Linked DNA regions of Mus musculus: regions 2 and 3 are each linked to region 1. The links are chromatin loops, found by intact Hi-C in ENCODE. Cell type or tissue: left cerebral cortex. All regions are shown on one strand. Links, peaks and the distances in the headings refer to the core of each region. The heading gives the core; the rest is flanking DNA. Region 1 overlaps D5Ertd615e (DNA segment, Chr 5, ERATO Doi 615, expressed). Region 2 overlaps Ldb2 (LIM domain binding 2). Region 3 overlaps D5Ertd615e (DNA segment, Chr 5, ERATO Doi 615, expressed).

Region 1 (7,908 bases), core at 1,143-6,142:
GCAATGGAAAGGCTCTGCGGCATATATGAGCCTATTCTAGGGAGACATGTCATCTTTCATGAAGGTTCAGTGTCCTAGTTCCCTTCCCCCAGGCAAAACGACACGGGAGCAGGTCAGGGTTGCTCTGGGTAAAAGCCTGTGAGCCTAAGAGCTAATCCTGTACATGGCTCCTTTACCTACACACTGGGGATTTGACCTCTATCTCCACTCTCATTAATATGGGTGGCCTATTTGCTCTTATTAAAAGGATAGGGGGAGATGTTGGGAGCCGCGCCCACATTCGCCGTTACAAGATGGCGCTGACATCCTGTGTTCTAAGTGGTAAACAAATAATCTGCGCATGTGCCAAGGGTATCTTATGACTACTTGTGCTCTGCCTTCCCCGTGACGTCAACTCGGCCGATGGGCTGCAGCCAATCAGGGAGTGACACGTCCGAGGCGAAGGAGAATTCTCCTTAAAAAGGGACGGGGTTTCGTTTTCTCTCTCTCTTGCTTCTTGCTCTCTTGCTTCCTGCACCCTGGCTCCTGAAGATGTAAGAAATAAAGCTTTGCCGCAGAAGATTCTGGTCTGTGGTGTTCTTCCTGGCCGGTCGTGAGAACGCGTCTAATAACAACCTATAGGGTTGCAGACCCCTTTAGCTCCTTGAGTACTTTCTCTAGCTCCTCCATTGGGGGCCCTGTGTTCCATCCAATAGCTGACTGTGAGCATCCACTTCTGTGTTTGCTAGGCACCGGCATAGCCTCACAAGAGACAGCTATATCAGGGTCCTTTCAGCAAAATCTTGCTGGCATATGCAATGGTGTCAGCATTTGGAGGCTGATTATGGGATGGATCCCCCGGTGTGGCAGTCTCTAGATGGTCCATCCTTTCATCTCAACTCCACACTTTGTTTCTGTAACTCCTTCCATGGGTGTTTTGTTCCCAATTCTAAGAAGGGGCAAAGTGCCCACACTTTGGTCTTCGTTCTTCTTGAGTTTCACGTGTTTTGCAAATTGTATCTTGTATCTTGGGTATTCTAAGTTTAGTTTGATGATTCTTAATATAAAGCTCTCTCACCACTTATCAAAGCACTCATTTGGGGCTTGAGAGATGGCTCAGAGGTTAAGAGCACTGACTGCTCCTCCAGAGGTTATGAGTTCAATTCCCAGCAACCACATGGTGGCTCACAACCATCTATAATAAGATTTGATGCCCTCTTCTGGTGTGTCTGAAGACAGCAACTGTGCACTCAAATAAATAGATAGATAGATAGATAGATAGATAGATAGATAGATAGATAGATAGATGGATGGATGGATGGATGGATGGATGGATGGATGGATAGATAGATAGATAGATAGATAGATAGATAGATAGATAGATAGATAGATACATGCATACATACATACATACATACATACATACATAGATACATACATAGATACATACATACATAGATAGATAGATAGATAGATAGATAGATAGATAGATAGATAGATAGATAGATCGATCTTTAGGAAAAAAAATATTAAAGAAAAAATACCTGTATCTCACCAATGCCCCCCCTTTAAAAAAAAAGTACTCATTTGTCTTGAGGAACAACACAGGAATCATTAGATGACAAGACAAATTAGTCATTTCCTTTAAAAATTATCTTCCTGTTTGAGAAGACAACTGACAAATAAATTGTGATTACTTGAAATTAATTGTTTGGAAAATGTTTTCTTACCAATGATAAACTACATACTCTTAGATGGTTTGGAAAAAAAATATGCCTGCCACTCTAAACTTAGTAACTCCTAATACTTGGTTTTGAAAATAATATCGGTGGTAACATGAAGGAAAGTAGTTTGCTTGTTGTATAAAGAAACAAAGCAGCATTGCAATATCTGAACAACTCAATGAACCAGTATTTTCCAAATGGCCAATAAATGGCATCACAGTCATTCATGGGCAAAAACAGAGTCAAAATACCAAACAGACTATGGATTTTAGTTTCAGAGTGGTTGCTGTATTTGCCTACTTTCTATTTAAGGAAATAGCTTGTACCAGCTGGTTTTACTTTTTAATAAAGTGTATTTTATTTTATTTATTTTTAATGTATTTTATGTATATGAGTACTCATCTGCATGTACATCTGCTTGCCAGAAGATGACACTGGACAGTTGTGAGCTGCCATCTGGGTGCTGGGAATTGAACTCAGGACCTTCAGAAGATCGGTGGATGCTCTTAACCACTAGATCAGCTCTCCAACCCGCAAACCAACTTCATAAAGAGAAGAGTCTGGTTTCACTTACAGCTCTGGGAGGTCCCAAGGGCACAGCTCCTACATCTTCTCAATCCCACCTTGCTCTGACAAATTCCTCAAGGTGGGTGGCAGAACACATGAACGATGAAGATAAAACCCAAAAGAGGAATGCAGAGAGATTCCTGGTCATCTTCAGTTTTCATCTTGAGCAGTCCCTCCAGGACAGCAGCATGCCCTCGCGAACAGCTCTCCATCTTCCACATTCCCACACTGGAAACCAAGCTTCCAGCACAAGGATCTCCTGTTGACAGTCTCTCGGCTATAAAGCCTCACTACTGACCTGGTAGATTCTACCACTGTGGCCTTGTGCTTGACCTGAAACACAATGGGGGTCAGGGGAGGTAGGGGGCCACAATCAGAACAAAACTACCACTAGTTGAGGTTTGATGCAGCATCAAAGAAGCACCCCACACTTACTTAAAGGGTTATAAACATCCTCCTCCATTTATCGCTACGAATCTGGGAGGAGCTGGGGATTTCTGAGCTACATGACCTATCCCAGCAGAGGAGGAATAGGATATGAGAGCCGTGCAAAGGTCTTCATCAGGTATAAAGACCTTTGCAAAAATGACTGTCTCATCTCTTCTCACTAACGCCTTGTGTGTTGAAAATGTAGATTTTTTTTTCCCAATGTTGTAATGTAATAGGTTTCGCCCCTTTAAGGAATCAGCTTTAAAACGTCTTTCAAATGTCTTACTTCTACTTCCCTGTATAACAAATATCAATAAATACAACCTACCAGAAGCACTTTGGGGTCTTTAAGGATATAAATGGACCCCAAGGTAAGTATTTGAGAGTCATTTATTGTATTCTGACTGTGTGAGTCACGAATCTAAGGAGACGAAATTTGTATAGGAACCAGAGCAGGGCAAGTTTGACACTAAAGCTTATTAACCGCAAGAGAGTAACTATAACGATGTAAAGTGAATGTAAAATGAATGCTAAATATTACTCTAAGGCCAAGGGAAAGTACTCAAGGAAGGACAAATTTGGAAGTAGGATTCTTCCTCAAAGCAAGGATTCGGATACGATTAAAACATGCGGGGTTGGGCTCTTCAGATTGCAGAAGATCCTTGAAATGCCAGACAAAGCCTGATCCTCCGTGTTGAGGTAAATAGAAAATCCCTCTAAAGAGTGAGCCTGAGGGCTGAGCTCTACAGTTGAGAGCACTGTGGGGCTGAGCGCTTGGAGTCAAGTAACAGCACCGCGAGCCGCTCCTTTCTCCTGCAATGTTCCTCCTGCGCCCTCTACTGACGAAGCTGGAGTTTGCCGCAAAGGAGAAATACTTTATGTTTCCTTTATGCTTCAGGAAAAGGTGAGTATGCAGCTGAGAGATTATAAATAAGAACAGCAATCTGGGGGTGGGTGGAGGGAGGCAGGGAACCACATATAAGCCTCCTAGCATATAGTACACCTACTAATATTTCCAAAACTGTTCCATGGAATCATAGTTTAAGAAACTGATCTTTGTATGGTGCAAACGGTTGGTTTTCAGCCTCCTGTCTTACATGCACCCATTATTACGAGATTCCAAAGTCCACGCGTTAAGAAGCACATCTGGAAAGGACCACCACATCAGGAAGACTGCCAAGAGCCAAGTCCATGGTGTTACAGGAGAGTTAAATCTGAAGTATTTCTTGTTATAGTGCAGAAAGCCAGAGGGATCGATGACTCAATAAGGGCAATTCAGAAAAAATACATCAACAAAATGTTGCATTCAGAGACAATACTATGAAGATTTCCCTGTTAGTCCAGACCTCTCATTATGTGGGTTTTGAAATGCCCAGATTTCATGCACCTCCTAGGCTAGTGTATCTGTGGCATGGAGCACAATGTCCTAAAGTTTCAGAAACAAGGCCAGTTGCTTTTCAGAGCTCACAGAAAACTCTCAAGGTCTTGGTTGTCCTTCAAGTAATAGTAAATAGGCTCGAGTGCCTATTTACCCAAATCAAGATAGATCTCTGCTTCCTCGGGACTCTGCATCTTTCATCTTTTTTCATCCCCGGAGCTAACTTATTTTGTCTATGTGGTCCTTTTCCCCGCAGACAGTGAGCACCTCAAGGGCAGGAAGCAAGCCTCATTCATCTTTGTCCCGAGAGCCACGCACAATGGATTGACGTGAACGTCCCGAGAGCCACGCACAATGGATGGACGTGAACTAGTCTCCCACCTGTATTGGTTGACCCAAATATGTTAACATTAAGTGAAAGTGAATCTTGCACTTATTCCCGGCTTGCAGGAGGGCGGGCTAACACACTTAGCTGGGTTTTGCCGTGAGCAGTCTTCGAGGCATTTTGAAAATGGTGGTCTTCAGGGCAATCACTTTGAAAGAGGCAGAGTGTTCAGAATTTGTGGATCTGGAATGCACGAATATAACTAATTCAAAACCCTGAAAAATAAGCAGGCATTATTTTATACAGCACTTCTGATATCACTTGCCTAAATGTGATGTTGCTCTTTTCTCCATCCTCATATCTCGTATCTCTTATCTGAGTCTTGATCATCCATCATTTAAGACAGTACTATCTGGTACAACCTAAAGATCATCAGTAGCATGTAGATTGCCAAGCTTATTTTAAACCTTCTCTAAAAGTAGCTGGTTATGATCAACTGGCTTAAAAGGCTTGAACGTGTGTGTGTGTGTGTGTGTGTGTGTGTGTGTGTGTGTGTGTGTGTGTGTGTGTTACACAAACATACATTCAAAAGTTCTCAGGTTTCAATATGAATTTATTTCTCATGATTGAAAAGTCCTCCGCACATAAGAGCAGCTCTCCAGGGCGACTACAGTGCACGTGACTCCGTGATTAATGCGACACTCACATTGAGACTCAGACTTCTCAAGACAAACTTGAATGGAGTGGGAATATCGTGTCTTTGTACCCTGTGCCTGGGCTCTGAACTGGCATTGCAGAAGCCATAGCACTATGGCAGAATCAGACACATACATATACCTCTTTCTTGCTCCAAGGATTCTGGGAAACACATTCCTCACTGGGTTGGTGAGCTCTGATGTCCACTTAGAAAGCATCACAGGGGCTTTATCAGTTAGCCACATACAGCAATTCTCCCATCAGCCCACTCCCCTGGAAAAGCCACCCAGGACATGCACATAACAGAAACAACAGGTGGAAGAGACTGCTTGCTGCTTCCACTGAAAGTAAACCTGAGCAGAGACCTAGTGCAGGTTCCCTGCATGCCCTGGAAGCAGAAACCCCTTCACCTTTCTCACCCATGACCTTATTATTATTATTATTATTTATTTTTAAAAGATGTATTTATTTTTTGTTTGTGGGCACACCTGAATATATATCTGGATCAGATGGTTGACCACTGAGGATCTCTCCAGATCCTCTTCTCTTCTCTTCTCTTCTCTTCTCTTCTTTTTTTTCTTTCTTCAATTAGCTTACTAGGTAACTGATTTTTCATGGCATTTTCATAAGAACTTAGTTTTGGTTGACTCTCCTCCCACCCATTCTTCCATTTCTATACTCCGGTCCCTGCTTAGACTTCCCTTCCCAGGACTTCCCTTTCTACACTCCAACTGCATGTGTTCTAGTACCCTTCTCATCAGCTCCCTTAAAGGCTCTCTTCTCCTCTCATGCATTCCTTTCTACTTGCCTGGCCGCCCACTCACTTGAGCAAAGATACGAACATACACAATTGAGAAGCTGCACACACAAGAGAGAGAGAGAGAGAATGCACTCACCTTATTTATGTGAATGCTTGTTTGTTGAACACATGTGTTCCAATATGGTTGAAAGTATTAATAATTTCATGACATCTGACCTGGAAGGATGTCTTAACCAGAAAACAAAACAAAAGTTAACCCTGAAAGGTTTCAGCATTCTCAAAAAAAAAAAAAAAAAAATCAGAACACCATCTAGGAATGGAGTCATGTGTGAAGAAGAATCTTGAGTGCTGGTGAGAACATCCCAAGAAAACAAGAGTCTTGTGACCTCTGTTTCTTCAAAGCACAGACTTGTTCTTGGAATGTGTTTTCATGCTGCTCCTGGTGAGTCGGATAGGAGTGAGCTTATTTCAGATTACTCACTATTGCTTGCTGTTGTTAATCAATTAAAATGCTAACTATCCTTTATATGCCTCTATGCACAAACAGGCTCCTGCTGCCTGTGGCTTGTCCTTGTGTTGTATACAGCTTGAACTAATGAGAACTGTACTTATGTGGTTTCTCTTAAACCTCTGGGTATAAATTGCCGGATGCTCTGAGTTTGCTAGTGCATGAGACTTTAGTCTTGCCTCGTTCATTGGCTCAGTTCTCCCAGATCCCCTCACCTCTAGAGCAATGGCAAAAAATAGCTTATTTTATTTTTTTAATCTGGTTATTAATATAACTCACCACCTACAACAATTCTTTTAACAATTCCATAAATCCTCAAAAGGAACATGAATGCAAATAATGGTAACTATAGAGCTCTAAGTCTCACACTAACTCCTTTCTTCAAAGAAATGGCTTCATTCTTTTTGTTTGTTTGCTTGCCTGCTTTGGCAGCCCTTTGAGGTTATTGATACTCCCATTTCTTAGTCAAGTAAACTGAGGTTCAAAGCACTAAGTCAAATGAGGTAGCCAGTGGGTATCTTAAGCCACCCTCGGTCCTGCTCACAAGAAACCTCCCATAGGCACCTCACATCAAGCAGAACTTGAAGACACTGGGCTGACAGCCAGGGTCAGACACTGTGCTGCATGATAAGTGTAATCAAGAGACCTATCATCAGAGTAACCACAGTTCTGTTAAAAAATACAAGCTAATCATATCCTTTTGTACTCATCCTTACACCAATTTCTTTTTCTAATGAGTCACTGAACAAAATGTAGTCTTGGAGCACGGTCAGAACTGCACTCCCACCCACAACTAAATAAGCACTCAATAAAATCCCTATAACAAGTAAGTAAGCATATGGATTTTTTTTTAAAAATTCAGCTTTTATTTTGTTTGGAAAATTTGCAGAACACTGGTTCTTACTCTCTTATAATAAATGAAAATAAAATAATAATGAAAAATGCTAATAAACACCAGAAAGCTAATAGAACTGAGGTAAACGAGACAATAATTATATTCACATGGCTGAAGTGACAGATCTTTAGCTTCAGATGATTATTAATGGGGTGCGTAATCAATTGTGATCATTATATGGAAGAATAAAACTAAACTAAAACTACCAGGAACCAATGTGATGGCAGCACACCTTAAACCCAGCATTCAGAAGGAAGAGGCAGGTTGGTATCTGTGAGTTTAAGGCCAGCTTGGTCTACATAGTGACTTTCAGGCCAGAAGGAAGGAAGGAGGGAGGGAGGGAGGGAGGGAGGGAGGGAGGGAGGGAGGGAGGGAGGAAGGAAGGAAGGAAGGAAGGAAGGAAGGAAGGAAGGAAGGAAGGAAGGAAGTGGGGGAGAGAGGGAGAGACAGAGAGAGGGAGGGATGGAGGGAAATGGGGACAGGATAGAAGAGGAGAAAAAGACTGAGGGAGAAAAGGAGAGAGGGGGGGTCCTAAAATTATGAGCAAACATCAATGCAAGCTATAAATTGAGGCTTTCTAACATTTTTGGTTGAGACCAAACCCTTCCTTATCTTACCTGTGATTTCATGCACATTGTCAGTAGCCA
Region 2 (5,000 bases), core at 1-5,000, 920 kb before region 1:
CTTTGCAGAACCAGGTGATGCTTCTTGCTGCTGATTCTCATAAAGGCAGGTGATGAGCACTCTACACGTTTTATTCATGTGCTCATTTTTAGTTTTATTTTACCCATGTAGTTCATGTAAGTGGTACATATCTGTAGATTCTACCATTAGGCACCTTGTCATCTCCTTTGTATAGCCTTTTGCATTTTACTTTGGGCCAAGATATCTAATGACAAAGATCGAATTAAATGAAAGGACAAAATTATTTAGGGTGACCTTAGACTTTTCTAGATTCCTTTGGGTGCACACATATCAGAATACCTACGATCACAAAGTCTGCGACTTGGAACAAGCCATCCATCACACATGAGGGCGACAGTGACGCGAATGTTGGCATGTGCCTGCCCCTGTAAAATGTGTGGTTGCCTTAGGAGAGACATGTGTGCAGTCCCTAAGTTTTAGCTTCTGTTTGACTTCCTTACTCTTCCTTTTCCTTTATATCAGCCCTTACCTTCATCATCTCCCTTAGATACTTTCTGTTTGATGCTTGTTATCTTCTCCTTATGGCTAATGCCTGCCCCATCCTTGAAGGCATAGCGAAGGATGCCCCACACATCTCCCTGTGTAAACTGCAGTGTGCTGTTCCTCTTGCAATTAGAACTTTCTGCTTCACAGACTTATGTAGCCTTCACGGTCCTCTGCTTCCAAGGCTCTTTTCCATGAGGTCATAGTGTCTTGGAATGCCTCCGTGTCCCAGTGAACAGATGCATTTAAGGAATAGTGCTTATAAGACCTTTCCAGACTCAAAGGGTAGTCTAAGGAGTGTCCATTAGGTCTGACTACTGAAAACACAGACTTGGGTGCTCAGCCCCTTCTCACGGACTGTGCACATGTTGCCCTTAATCCACATTTAAAACCCTCATACCTTCATATGGCTCTATAATTTCCCATGGGAGTTTCAGGTCCTCTGCTTCACAGAATCTGGACGTTCCAGTGGAAAACACTACTCTGTCATGTTTCCAGTTTCTGTCTGTTTTTTTCTCACTTCCTCCTCCTTCCCAAGTTCCCTCCCCAGATCTAAGAAGGATCACAATGAATGTTACCTAGAAAGATTTTACTGGTTAATGACAGATTTGTGAAATTCATTAACCCTAAGTAAGGGTCTTTTGTAAACTTCTTTTAGTTTTGTTGGAAGAAGGAAGATTTTGAAGGCTGAGTAACACATATACAACATCCAGCACAGAAGTGAGACAGGTTTCTTCCTTGGCCCATGGGAATCCAACATTATAGATACTGCAATACAACCTGCAATCACTGGCTAGCTCTTCAATCTATAGGACCTTCCTATTTATTTTATGTCCCCTTTGAAATCTAAAATGCCAGGAAGAAGAAATCAACAAACAGGACAGAATTCTCTTGAAGCTAATTCTGTGTTTCAACGTGGCGAGGGCTGTATGTGTGGGCATTTCCCTAGAAGGAACCTTTCCCAAGACTCAAAGGATACACAGAGCGCACGCTGTGGACAGTGCCTCCATGGTCTCTACTGGCAGACCTGAGAGCCAATCACCGCACAGGGCAGAGACAGATCACACTGAAGCTCAGAGATGTTTGCAGTCATATTATGGCAAGAAAAACTTTCAGAAATCCCAGTGACTGGGAAACATTTTTTTGAACACACACACAAATACACACACACACACATACACATGCACACACACACTCTTGCAGGACACAGAGAGAGAGCTTGCACAAAAGCTTTTATTTTCTTCAGTCCATTTCTGTTTCTTCTACATGCAATCCTGATGACTGTAAAAGACACAGGTGACTGGGACCAGCTGGGGAGTCTCAGGATGGAGTGTGACTGTCATCAGGTGTGTCTCCTTGGACATGCAGCTGGATAGCACTGGGTTTTCAATTTCATCTGGAAAGTGGATACCCACCCACCTTGTATGGTGAGAATCTGAGGTAAGGTGTGTCACACGCAAGCACTCGGTGTGGCGAGTATTAGGACATGATTGTTAGGAAGCACAACACACACAGTGAACACCACAACCTCATTTCTTGACATCAACACACATTCACTCAGCTTTCAGGACTTGGGCTTTTGTTGGGGACACAAAATATGAGAATGCCCTTCTGCCCTCCAAGAACATACTGTCCCCTTAGGAATGATTTAAACAGATTAAGAAATCTACCCTGGGTTCACAGTTCAAGTGTCTCAGGAAATCACCTTCTTTTGACAAAACTGTTTTTCATTACATGACAGGCTGGATGACAAAAACGACCTGCTTGAACCCAGAAAGGGTGACCAACATTAAGCAGGGTATGGATTGGGGGAGCTACACTTACCACAAGAACTTTGAACTCATTTTTTTTTCTTTTGCTTTTTGTTTTGTGTGTGTGTGTGTGTGTGTGTGTGTGTGCGTGCGTGTGTGTTTAGTATTGCCTCTCCTTTCTGGATATTGGTAGCTATTTCTTTTTCCGAAGCTAATCCTTACCATCTCTTTCTTCCACTTTAATATGAAAATATCTTTCTATCATTGTAACCCATCCCAAAGGAGATTGCATCTTTGCATGCTAATCAAGAATCTTCACAGTCATTTTTAACATTGGAGAGGTCCCGGGCTGGAGATGCGCAGCCCCACCCCTTTATTCATGTATGCAAATGAGCTATCCTGTCTGCGGAGCCTATGCTGGTTTTGCTGGGCTGTGTGCTGTAGGTGGCAGAACTAACTCAGATAAGAGCTGGTCTCCTGAGCAGCTAGGCATCACAATCTGGAAACAGCAAAGCCTTGCAACTGTTACAACAGAGTCAGGAAGATTAGGGAAGTAGGTTTCTGTTGGTCCCAACCAACTCTTGGAGCGGCGATCCTTGCTCTTTCTGATGTCTCAGAATCTCTTGAGAATCTGGTTTGGAAGTTGTTCAAGCCACCACAGTCTCATATGACTCTAGGTAAACATTCCTTTTTTCTTATAATAACTGTAAGCCAGACCTCAATGGCTTGTTTTTTTCTATACTGCAAGTGTGTGTGCGCACGCGCGCGCACACACACACACACACACATACACACACACAACATAATAATACAAGTCCATTGACTTGGAAGAACAATTTTATAGCAAAGTTGTGCCTGCCACCAAGTTCCCAGTGCATGAAAAGAAAGGTGGCAATCTGTATGTCGGTAGTATCTGCAACCTCTGCAACAGCATGTACGGAGGTTTGTAGTTTAATTTTGTCTCCTTCTGTGGCACTGTAGAATATCACCTGGTATCCGGGTAGCTGTGGAAAGGGTAGGGTCATCAAGTTCCAAGAGGAGCCTGTGCCTTGACTACACTTGAATATGAAACATTTCAACATGTGTGGGCTGCCCAGGTCAGTTAGGTCCCTTGGGAAGGTGAGGTCTCTTCCTCAAAAGGTGCCACTGTGCAGATTTAATGAGAGTGTAGGCTAGGCTTGCGCTGCACCATTCTAGTCTGACTTCCTGGGATCCTGACAAGGGGGATTTGCTGAATGAACGGATGCGTGGATGGATGGGTCAGATAGTGAAGCCAGATTAACAGCAAGGAGTCATTTGTCAGTAGCAGACAAATCAGGCACAGTCCCGTGGGCTTAGAAGTGATCAATCTATCCATCCAATAAATGACTGATTGCTTCTTCGGCGCAGAATGCTTGACCCAAATGCATATGTGTGGGCTGACTGGGCAGGGAGGCTTGGGTAAGTCTCAAGATTTCTGCAATTTCATATTAACAGAGAGCCTAGAAAATGTGGACAGCACGCTGCCTCTCTTTGTTTCCCTTTCATCTGATAGTTCTCTCGGAGGAGGACTCTGATTACCTTCAGCTGCACATACAGGCTCATCTGCTGCAGTTCATCTACAGAGTTGAACAAATAAGTGGCACTTGTCGGTGTTAGCCTTGAGCTACAGTAAAGCTGGTATCCTGAAGTCGGCATGTGGTTATCCCCATCTGCCACCAACAATCAAATTCTATCCTTTTTGAATAACACCTCATTGTGAATCATCTACACTTCTTTTTAACATCTACTTTTGGGCTATGTATGTATATAGTGTGTGTGTGTGTGTGTGTCTGTCTGTCTGTATGTCTATGAGTGAGTGCAGGTGTATTCTCTCTGGGATTGATGCGACAGAAGACAACCTCAGATATAGGTCCTCACCTCCCATTTTTGTTTGAAGCATGATCTCTCTGTTATTGGTTGTCCAGTATACCATGTCAGCTGATTTATGAGCTTGCCCCTTCCCCGAGTTTCAACATAAGAACATTAGACTTCTAATTAATTAATTAATTAACTAACTAACTAACTAGTGTGTCTATGTGTTGTGAGCCACTGAACTTGTGTTGAGGTCAGAAGATAACTTGTTGTTGGTTTTATCCTTTTATTATCTATGTTCTGGGTGATTAGGCTTGGTTGGAAGCAATTTACCCATCATTGACCTATCTCACTGGCCCCACATTGAGCACTTCTATGTGCATTCTAGGGATTCATAGTCGAGTCTTTCCATTTGTATGGCAAGGGAGTTACCCACTGAGCCAGCTCCCTAGCTCTTATCTACTTTTTATATCCAGGACTTTGCAAGGATTCAGGTGGACACCTTGCTCACATCTCTGCTTAGGCCTTTTCCCTTATTTATATCCCTTCCTCTCTTCCATCCAGCCATCAAACCAGGATGTTGAGAATCAATGTTCTATGTGCCAGATCTGGCCATCTTGTCTTCCAAAACCCCCTTTTATGTACAATAACAAAGATGAACAGGTGGACCAAATTCCTATGATGCACAAACCCAAAGCCATTTGTTATTTGCCCTTCTGGAATGTATGTTGACTCTTATTCCAAACACTGCTAGTCTAAGGAGGAAGACAGCAAATGACTCGTCATGCTCTCATGGCCGTGTAAAAGCAGAAGCAGACAGCCACTCAATTCATTGCTTCTTTCATTGACAACGATTTGTTTTTAGAAACAAAAAAAAGTCAGATGAACTAGACAAGGCATCTAGTGACGCAG
Region 3 (7,908 bases), core at 1,735-6,734, 100 kb before region 1:
CTCTGACATCTGCCATGCCCTTTAATAACATCTCCTGTCCACTGCAGAGCCCCAACACTTCATATTTCAAAACACCTTCAATCTTAAATTAGCCTCTAAAAAGCATTTCTGTTTCCACAATGTCTTTCCCATTGTATAACATGCTGATCTGCATACATTGCCTTCCTTTTCTCCAGAATCTGTTTCCAAACCCTTGGACTATTGCTTCAAATGATAGGTTTGAGAATAAGATCATGATTTTTTATCCCTGCTGAACTCTCTCATTCCCACCTTCTAGTGAGAACTATTAGAGGTGGCATAGAGAAATCGAAACCATGTAGATTTTGCAGGCAGCCCAGGGGTTAGAAGACTTTCATAAGTATTCACTCAACTTCCGAGGCCTCAACTCTAGTTAATAACAGTATTTGTGCCAGTCTCCAAAGACTTCCCTAAGTAACATATAATATAAAAATGCAGGATGCTCAGCCCATGTTTATAACAGCATATATTCAAAAATACCTGTGCCAAGGTTCTCTAGAGAAAGGAAAACAAATAGGATAGAGGGTGAGATTTATTATAGGTCACTAACTCAAATTATAGATATCGAGAAGCCTCAAAGTATGCCATCTACAAGCCAGAGACCCAGGAAAGCTGGTGGTGTCACTCAAAGGTAAGAGCTCAGAAGACCAAGGTCAGATCCACATCCCAGCTCAGGTAGCCAAAGAGAACTCAATCTTCTCCTACCTTTCTGTCCCACCCCAGCCCTAAACACGTTGGATGGTGTCAACTTACTCTGGTGAGAATAGATCTTCTTCGTCCAGTTCCCCAGTTTAAATGCTAATCCCTCTGAAATGCCTCAGGGGAAAAAATGTTTAGGCAGCTAGTTCGGGCATCTCATAGCCCAGTGAAACTGATAGAGAATGAATCATGGTGATGTCATTTCCCTTTCTCACTTCTAATAGCAAAAGCCGAAGCCTACTGGGCACTTACATCATCCAAGGGACTCTGAAAATCTGAGAAAAGAAATGACAGCAACAAGAAATGAAAATAAGGGACCAGCTGCTCAACTGGGATCTTAGAATTGTAATTCTAGGAGCCCAGAGACCAGTAGAAACCCCAATATGTTGCTGTGTCAGGAAGGAGGTTAGTGAGTCATTTCAAGGATAAAAGGAGAGTTGTACAAGTTATTTATCAAGAAACTATTCAGTCTCCCCTGTGTATAGGTAGACCAGTTGAATGGACACCGCTGTTCTAGGAAATAGTAAGAATCTGCCCAATGTCGTGATGCATCTCAGCTTCAAGTTTATAATAGTAGTCACCAGAGCAAAGACAGAGTTCCTGGTGTCAACTTTCTCTCACACTTGCCATGTGCCTTACATGTATAAATGCCTTAATCATTCCAGCATCCCCATAAGTTTCTATTCACAGAGGAAACATGAAAGGGAAAGAGTAGAAAGTGACAAAGTCAAATACAAAAAAACATTTCATTCTAGAAAAATAGCTAAAATGACTCTGGCACAAAAGAACATTGAACAATGTGCCTTTGAACATGCAAACCTAGTTGAAAAGGTTCAGGAAAGGTACTGGAAGTTCATGGAAGTATCAACAGACAGGAAGTGCCCCAGCTCCTTCAGTTGCTAGCATTGTGATTGTTGATGGACACCTGTCTCAGGCCACGGAGGTGATTAAGACTACGCTGTTCCCCTTCTCCTTATAATGGATGGCTCTGCTGGGCTGTGACTATTAATCCTGTAACCATAGAATGTTACATAGAATGTTCCTGAAAGATAGGCTAACACATCTGCATTGTAAGAAGAAATCTACAAATGTTCTGCCAAAAAAAAACCCCAAAAAAAAACAAAACAAAACAAAACAAAAAAACAAAAACAAAACAAAAACAAAAAACAAAAAAAAAAAACCCTTTGTTTGGAAATCCATGCTTCTTATTTCTATACTCAAAAGGGGCAAATTTTAAGTACTAAGCAGTTGACAACGTAGAATCACAATTTGTTACCATTGGGAAATATTTTTAAAGACTGTCCATTTCCTCCTCTTATAGGAGCAGTCACCCAGCAGTCTATTCAAGGTTATAGGCAAATTCCTCTGTAGCCCTCTATAGCACAACCACACAGATCAACAGTGGGTATCAGGATCATTTGACCAGGAAAAGAGACACCTCATCACAGATTAAAAGGATATTATCTGGCATACTACATACACAATGACTTGCTTCTGCCTCATAGTAATCAAAAGAAATTAATCCAGGCCTAGTCTAGAGAAAATATTGGGATTGTAGATGACAAAATGTCCTCCCTACCAGAGTATGAGTGGAAACCTTGGTCCCTGGGGCTGGGACTATTTGGTCAGGTTCTAGAAACATTAGGAGACAACATAGATCACTAGGGTAAGTATTTATAGGTTTCTTGTCCACGGTCCTTTCCCATTTCACTCTCTGATTCCTACCAGATGTGAGATAAACAACCCTAAGCCACATGTTCCATGTCCTACCCAAGTGCACAAGGCCAAGAGAACATGGACAGAGCCCTCTGGGATCATATGCACAAACGAATCCTTCTTCCTTTGTGTTATCAATACCAGATGCTTTAACATGACGACACACACACCCCACCAAAAAAAAAGAAAAGAAAAGAAAAGAAAAGAAAAAAGAAAAAAGTGCCTAGTAGAGTCTGACATGCTCTGAAGCACCAACTTTAACTAAGCAGAGTCACTTCAGTTGGAATTTTTAGCCCCAAACCATAACCACGGTACTATTTCAAGTTCCATTGTGAATACTGAACTTTGAAGGCAAGTCACCGTCCTAGTTAAGAGATCTGATGCCAGAATCTCTGTCACCTTCAAGGGGTATGCGATTCCTTAAGCTATTTATTCATCCATTACTTTGATTGAAAGAAATAAAATTCCCACATCACAAGGTTATTATGAAGTTTAAATTGGTAAATCTACGTAAGATATTTAAAATGGTGTTTGCCATAGAGTTGGTAGTGGTATTATGGGGATGCACTTTAAAAGCCCACACTATGGTCCAAAGATATTGGAGCCCTGGGGAGTAGATCTCATGCAGAAGCTTTCTGTGAATTCTCAAATGAACTCTTCAAATTTTGCTTGGGGAACATTTTAAAACATGCCCTGTCCAATCACTAATTCAGAACTGCAACATCTGTGGTTACAAATCTTACATGTTTCTGGGCTCCAGTGGGCCTTTGCCCTGTGTTCTGCCACCCCAGAGCACTGGCTTTGACTCATAGAGAAGACGATTGCATTCACATGCTGTAATAAAATCATGCATTCTGATGCCTAAGTTCTACCATGGCTAGTTCACAGCCAATCAGTTCTTCACTGCATCTGTTAGAGACAGACACAGGAAAGGCTAGGTTATAGAAAGCTATATATTCACGATTGGAAAGCCTCACATTTTCTGAAAATCTCGTGGAGTTCAGCCCATGACATCACTGACTCCGTTCCTGAGACTCAATGTCTAATCAACCTACACATTGTGACCCCGTCTCAACAAGTTGTGATCTGAAGTCACTCACAAAATTTTAAAGAGACACACATATTGTGAGGTCAGTGGCAGTGGAAAGCTGGGTTGTCATAGGTTGAGAGCCCAATTTTTTATTTTTAGATCATCTCTATATGTTACTTAATATCCATACGACTGTTGCTTAAATCATTTTGCTTTATACAAGCAGACCCTAACTTTCATCAACCCAGCAGTTTAAAATGTCATCAGATAGCACCTGAGCCCTGTAACAGAGCTACCTGACATTTCCAGCAATGTACATAAAAAGTATCTATTTATGACTGTGTTCTGGCTCTACAAAAAGTTCATGAAATTCTTACTATGTTGGAAAAATTGGGATAACCTGAATCTATGCTCCTCATGTTTGGCTCCAATATAAACCATCTCTTTTTCTAGAGTTGTGTTTTCGTATCACCAGACTCAATGACTTAAACTTCAAACACTCAATAGACAGACACCTGTCACATGCACACAGTTTTGTGTTTGGTGAAATTTCCTGGCTTGAGACAACAGCACACACCCATGTAACTGTGCCCAACATGCCTGTACCCACTTCTAGCACTCAGCATATACCAGGTTATAATACACTCCATGAAGACTTGTTAGAAGAGGGGCTTCTAATCATTTCCACGCACTGTACAGCTAATCTTTAAGCTATTTCTCACAACAGGTTTTTTTTTCCTTACACTCTTCATTTTACAATTAATGAAACTAAAGTCCCTTTTGATTCTAGGACACAAGCCTCCACCTGTATCTCTGAGATTCTTGTATATAATGTCACTGTATGCATATAAAACATCAGAGGGAGCAGACAGAGCTGAGATGTCTCTCAATTAGAATGCCACACATCTCATCTCAGAGACCCCACCAGCCATAGAAAATATCTTTTTTACACTCCAATCAAAATTTGGCAGTACACCTGAGAAAGTTGACAATATGCTACCACAGGCAAGCTGAGGATCTCTCTCAATAGGGAGAGTTGTCAAGAAACACAGACGGCAAATAGAATCCTGGGAGGTCTAAATGTGGTTGGGCTTAAACCTATCTCTCTTACAACCCTCCCTCTACTCCAGGCTTCTCCTAGCTGCTGCAACACTGCTAAATCTCTATTTTATCACCTCCCACTCACCCAATCTGCTCTCCCCAGCTCCGCTCTCCTGAGATGGTTTCCTCCAGTGCAAAAGAGGCTTTTCCCCTTCACTTACAAACACCATTAGAATAGGATCCAGTCACTTGACTTTCTTTCTATTACCATGCCCAACTTAATAATTATATCCAGCATAAAATAACTGGCATGAAGAAGAAAAATTGAAATGATTACACTAAAATCACCCAGAATTCCACAGGTGAGAGTGATACAGTTAACTTGGCACACATCCTTCCCGACTTCTACATGCAGACAAGCACATGGCACATGTATTGCAAAACAATACAACACAACCAATTCGAAACCTGTGGGGAGGGGTGTCTTTGTTTTGTTTTGCTTTGCTTTGCTTTATTCGTAACTATGTTAATACATGAAAACAAGTAAACGTCATCACAACCACATCATCAATTCTCTATTGGTGGATATGTAGGTTGCTTACACTGTGTTTAATGTTCTAGCAACACTTTATGAGCATCATTGAACATTGCTCAGGTTAAATGCAAAGGGTCTGGTTAGACCACTCTCTCTAGAGAATCCTTTCATGGCTTCCCTTGATTTGAAGGATAAATTCCAGACATACTGGCTTACCTCCCTCCTGTCTTGTGCCCCTTCACTTTCTTACACAGTGCCCATGTGAGTTCTGCTGTGGTTAGTCTTGGGTGCATTCCCTCCACTTCATTAACCCTTTCTTTTTTTCTTCTGGTTTCAAATTTAAGCATAAGCATAATTTTCGAGAAGTTCCTTAAGTTTGACTTTGCCCCCACTACACTAAGACACAGAAAATTTAATCTTAATGTGTTAAGGAATAATTTAAGGTATAATCATGACTTTATACAAATATATTAATAAAATGATAATGTGACAAAATTTTAATATAACTCATTAAATAATGATGGAACCAGTAATATTATTAGAATTGGTTGAAATGGGAATTTGAGCAATCACATACATATCTAAGCAGAAAAGTGATGCCAGAATGAATTTATGAATATATGCAAAATGGACCTGTCATAGGGCAAAAATCAGTTACATCCCATCTCACCTAATTTGCCTTTCTATAATCAATAATCGTCTTCAAGAGCATTAGTTTTCTGTAAGTAACAGGTCTGTAAAAGAGCTGATGGACATGAAAGGCAGAAATGATTAGGCAAGGAGTGTTTAAATGAAATTCTCCATCATACTTTTTGTCTATTGTTACCTGTCCAATCATTCCCAAAAGTTACTCCTTGGAATCTTTGTGCATGTGTACATGCACATGCATGCACATACAGACACCCAGGTACATACATGCACACCTACTTTTGTAATCTGGAATATATGAGAGCTCTAACATAACAGAAAACTCAGAACCTCTTTCAGTGTCTATTCTACTCTGGCCACTGCTGGACGCTCAATGGCTTTCTTGTGGTGCTGTGTAGCAAGGGTACTCTATTGCCTCCATGGTCATTTATTTTGAGCATATGAGATACAGATTGGAGAACAAAAGGGACAATTTGTTCAGAAGGGACAATGTCCACTGAAGGGGGAAAAAGAAAATAAGACAGAGATAGAAAGATGAAAGAACTGAGTAATCAACGTTTAGTCTCATGGAAAAATTCATTTTATAATGAGCTATTCTATCTAAGGGACAAAAAAGATGGGGTATTTACACTAAGCTCTTTGGGGTCTTTGGTAGATGGTCAGTTCCAAAGCAGTCCTTTGGGACTTTTGAGAGACATATAGAGCCAGGTGATTGGAAGCCCACAGAAACATACAGAAGGAACACCACCACCCCACCCCACCTCCAATATAGCATTTGTAGTGCACAGACTGAAGTGAGAAAGCTGACTGGACCTGGGAGCTCTGCAGCATCCTGAAGTATTAGGCTCACCTCTGGGCCCTGCTTCCTTCCTGTCCCAGGCATTCATGATGGCAGAGAACATGGGTCTTGTACTTATGAAACCAACAGCTCCTCTCCTTTTCTGGTCCTGTATCTCCCTTCACCCACCCAAAGCCGACCTTCCTACTCCCACCAATGTCCATTTCTCTCTTCAGTTTCCCATGAGGAGCTCACACCATGCAAAACTAGAAGCCCAAATAGGAAGCACATTTCCCTGCAAGCCACAGAAGCACTGAAGCTGAAGTCTCAACTGCTAACAATAGAGACAAAAAAAAAAAAAAACTATTGAAAACAAAATATGAGTCATGTTTCAAACTTTATTCTGCTGCAGACACTGTGCTGCAAGCTGCCACAGGGAAGAGATTGTAAACAGGCAGCCTCTTCAGTCTCTTGGGATCTGCTGCTGCCTGCACAAACAGTACCCTCCTCTTGGGTTCCTGGGATGGCTCACTGGGCAGCAGAATGAAAATCCAGGCAATCTGAGGACTGCTCAATTCTCAGCACAAACACATAGGACATCCCAACCCCCACATCCCAGTGGGTGTTTTCTAGACTGTTCCATCATTAAGGAAGCTGTCTTCCCTGCAAAGTCAAAACTCTGAGGAAGATTTCGTTTTAACTCTAGACTAGGATGTAACTGTTTAACAGCCTGCCTTCTTCTCCATGCAGTCCGCATTATTATTTTAAAGTTATTTTATCTCCTAGAGTCTTGATAGGAACAGACATATCTGCCATTTACTTGAAAATTTAATAAGCAGCAGCATCTACATACATATAGTCTCTTAGGAATTTCCACAGGCACAGAGTACAGGAAACATTTTTAAATGAAGGGTTTGGGTTCAGAGAGAATAAGAATACCTTTTGGGCCACAGGGAAACAGCTGAAACTGGGGTTATGACCGTCTACATCTGACAGCCTACTATACACCATATAATACATAGTAAGTATTTTGTTTCTTAAATTCTGAATTAAATCTTGGAAGATACTGGAGGTATTATCCGATGCTACAAGTTCATGAGGAAGCCTGTAGAGAGGCTTAGTGGCTACAGTGTTTACTGTTCTTGCAGAGGACCTGAGTTCTGTGCGCAGCACCCACATCAGGCAGCTCACATGTGCCTGTAACTCCATATCCAAGGGATCCAACACCATCTTCTGGCCTCCATTGCTCACATTCACATACCAACATACAGATACACACACATATATATGCTTTTTTAATCTTTCAAAAATTGTTATGAGATGATAAAAACAATAGCTTTCTCCCTCAAGTTTCTTTCTTTTTTTTTTTAAATTCTATACAGGAATGTTTAGCTCTTTCAATTGTTTGACTAATAGGTGCAACAACATTATGAACTAATCAGT

The links. Peaks named below come from ENCODE experiments on the same cell type or tissue, not always from the same donor. Only the 100,000 strongest peaks of a DNase experiment are listed, where the experiment ranks them.
Region 2: a loop joins it to region 1, with 4 times the contacts of the local background. A loop is called at or near these places in 10 of 42 quality-filtered maps.
Region 3: it touches region 1 in a loop (2.9-fold over the local background); 8 of 42 quality-filtered maps call a loop at or near these places.

What each region holds. Positions count from the first base shown.
Region 1 is chr5:45,399,332-45,407,239 of GRCm38, forward strand. All of the region lies in intron 1 of D5Ertd615e (DNA segment, Chr 5, ERATO Doi 615, expressed), which reads right to left. Among named protein-coding and RNA genes, the nearest start is that of D5Ertd615e, 21 kb to the right of the region's middle. In left cerebral cortex, for the core only: a CTCF peak has its summit at 3,534 (motif pointing left); a DNase peak (open chromatin) is centred at 3,514.
Region 2 is chr5:44,480,938-44,485,937 of GRCm38, forward strand. The region is part of intron 5 of Ldb2 (LIM domain binding 2); the gene reads right to left. Among named protein-coding and RNA genes, the nearest start is that of Gm40297, 53 kb to the left of the region's middle. In left cerebral cortex, for the core only: a CTCF peak has its summit at 2,705; DNase peaks (open chromatin) are centred at 2,701 and 3,792; H3K27ac peaks cover 325 bases.
Region 3 is chr5:45,294,460-45,302,367 of GRCm38, forward strand. All of the region lies in intron 4 of D5Ertd615e (DNA segment, Chr 5, ERATO Doi 615, expressed), which reads right to left. Among named protein-coding and RNA genes, the nearest start is that of D5Ertd615e, 130 kb to the right of the region's middle. In left cerebral cortex, for the core only: no CTCF peak of the experiment used is centred there; a DNase peak (open chromatin) is centred at 4,626.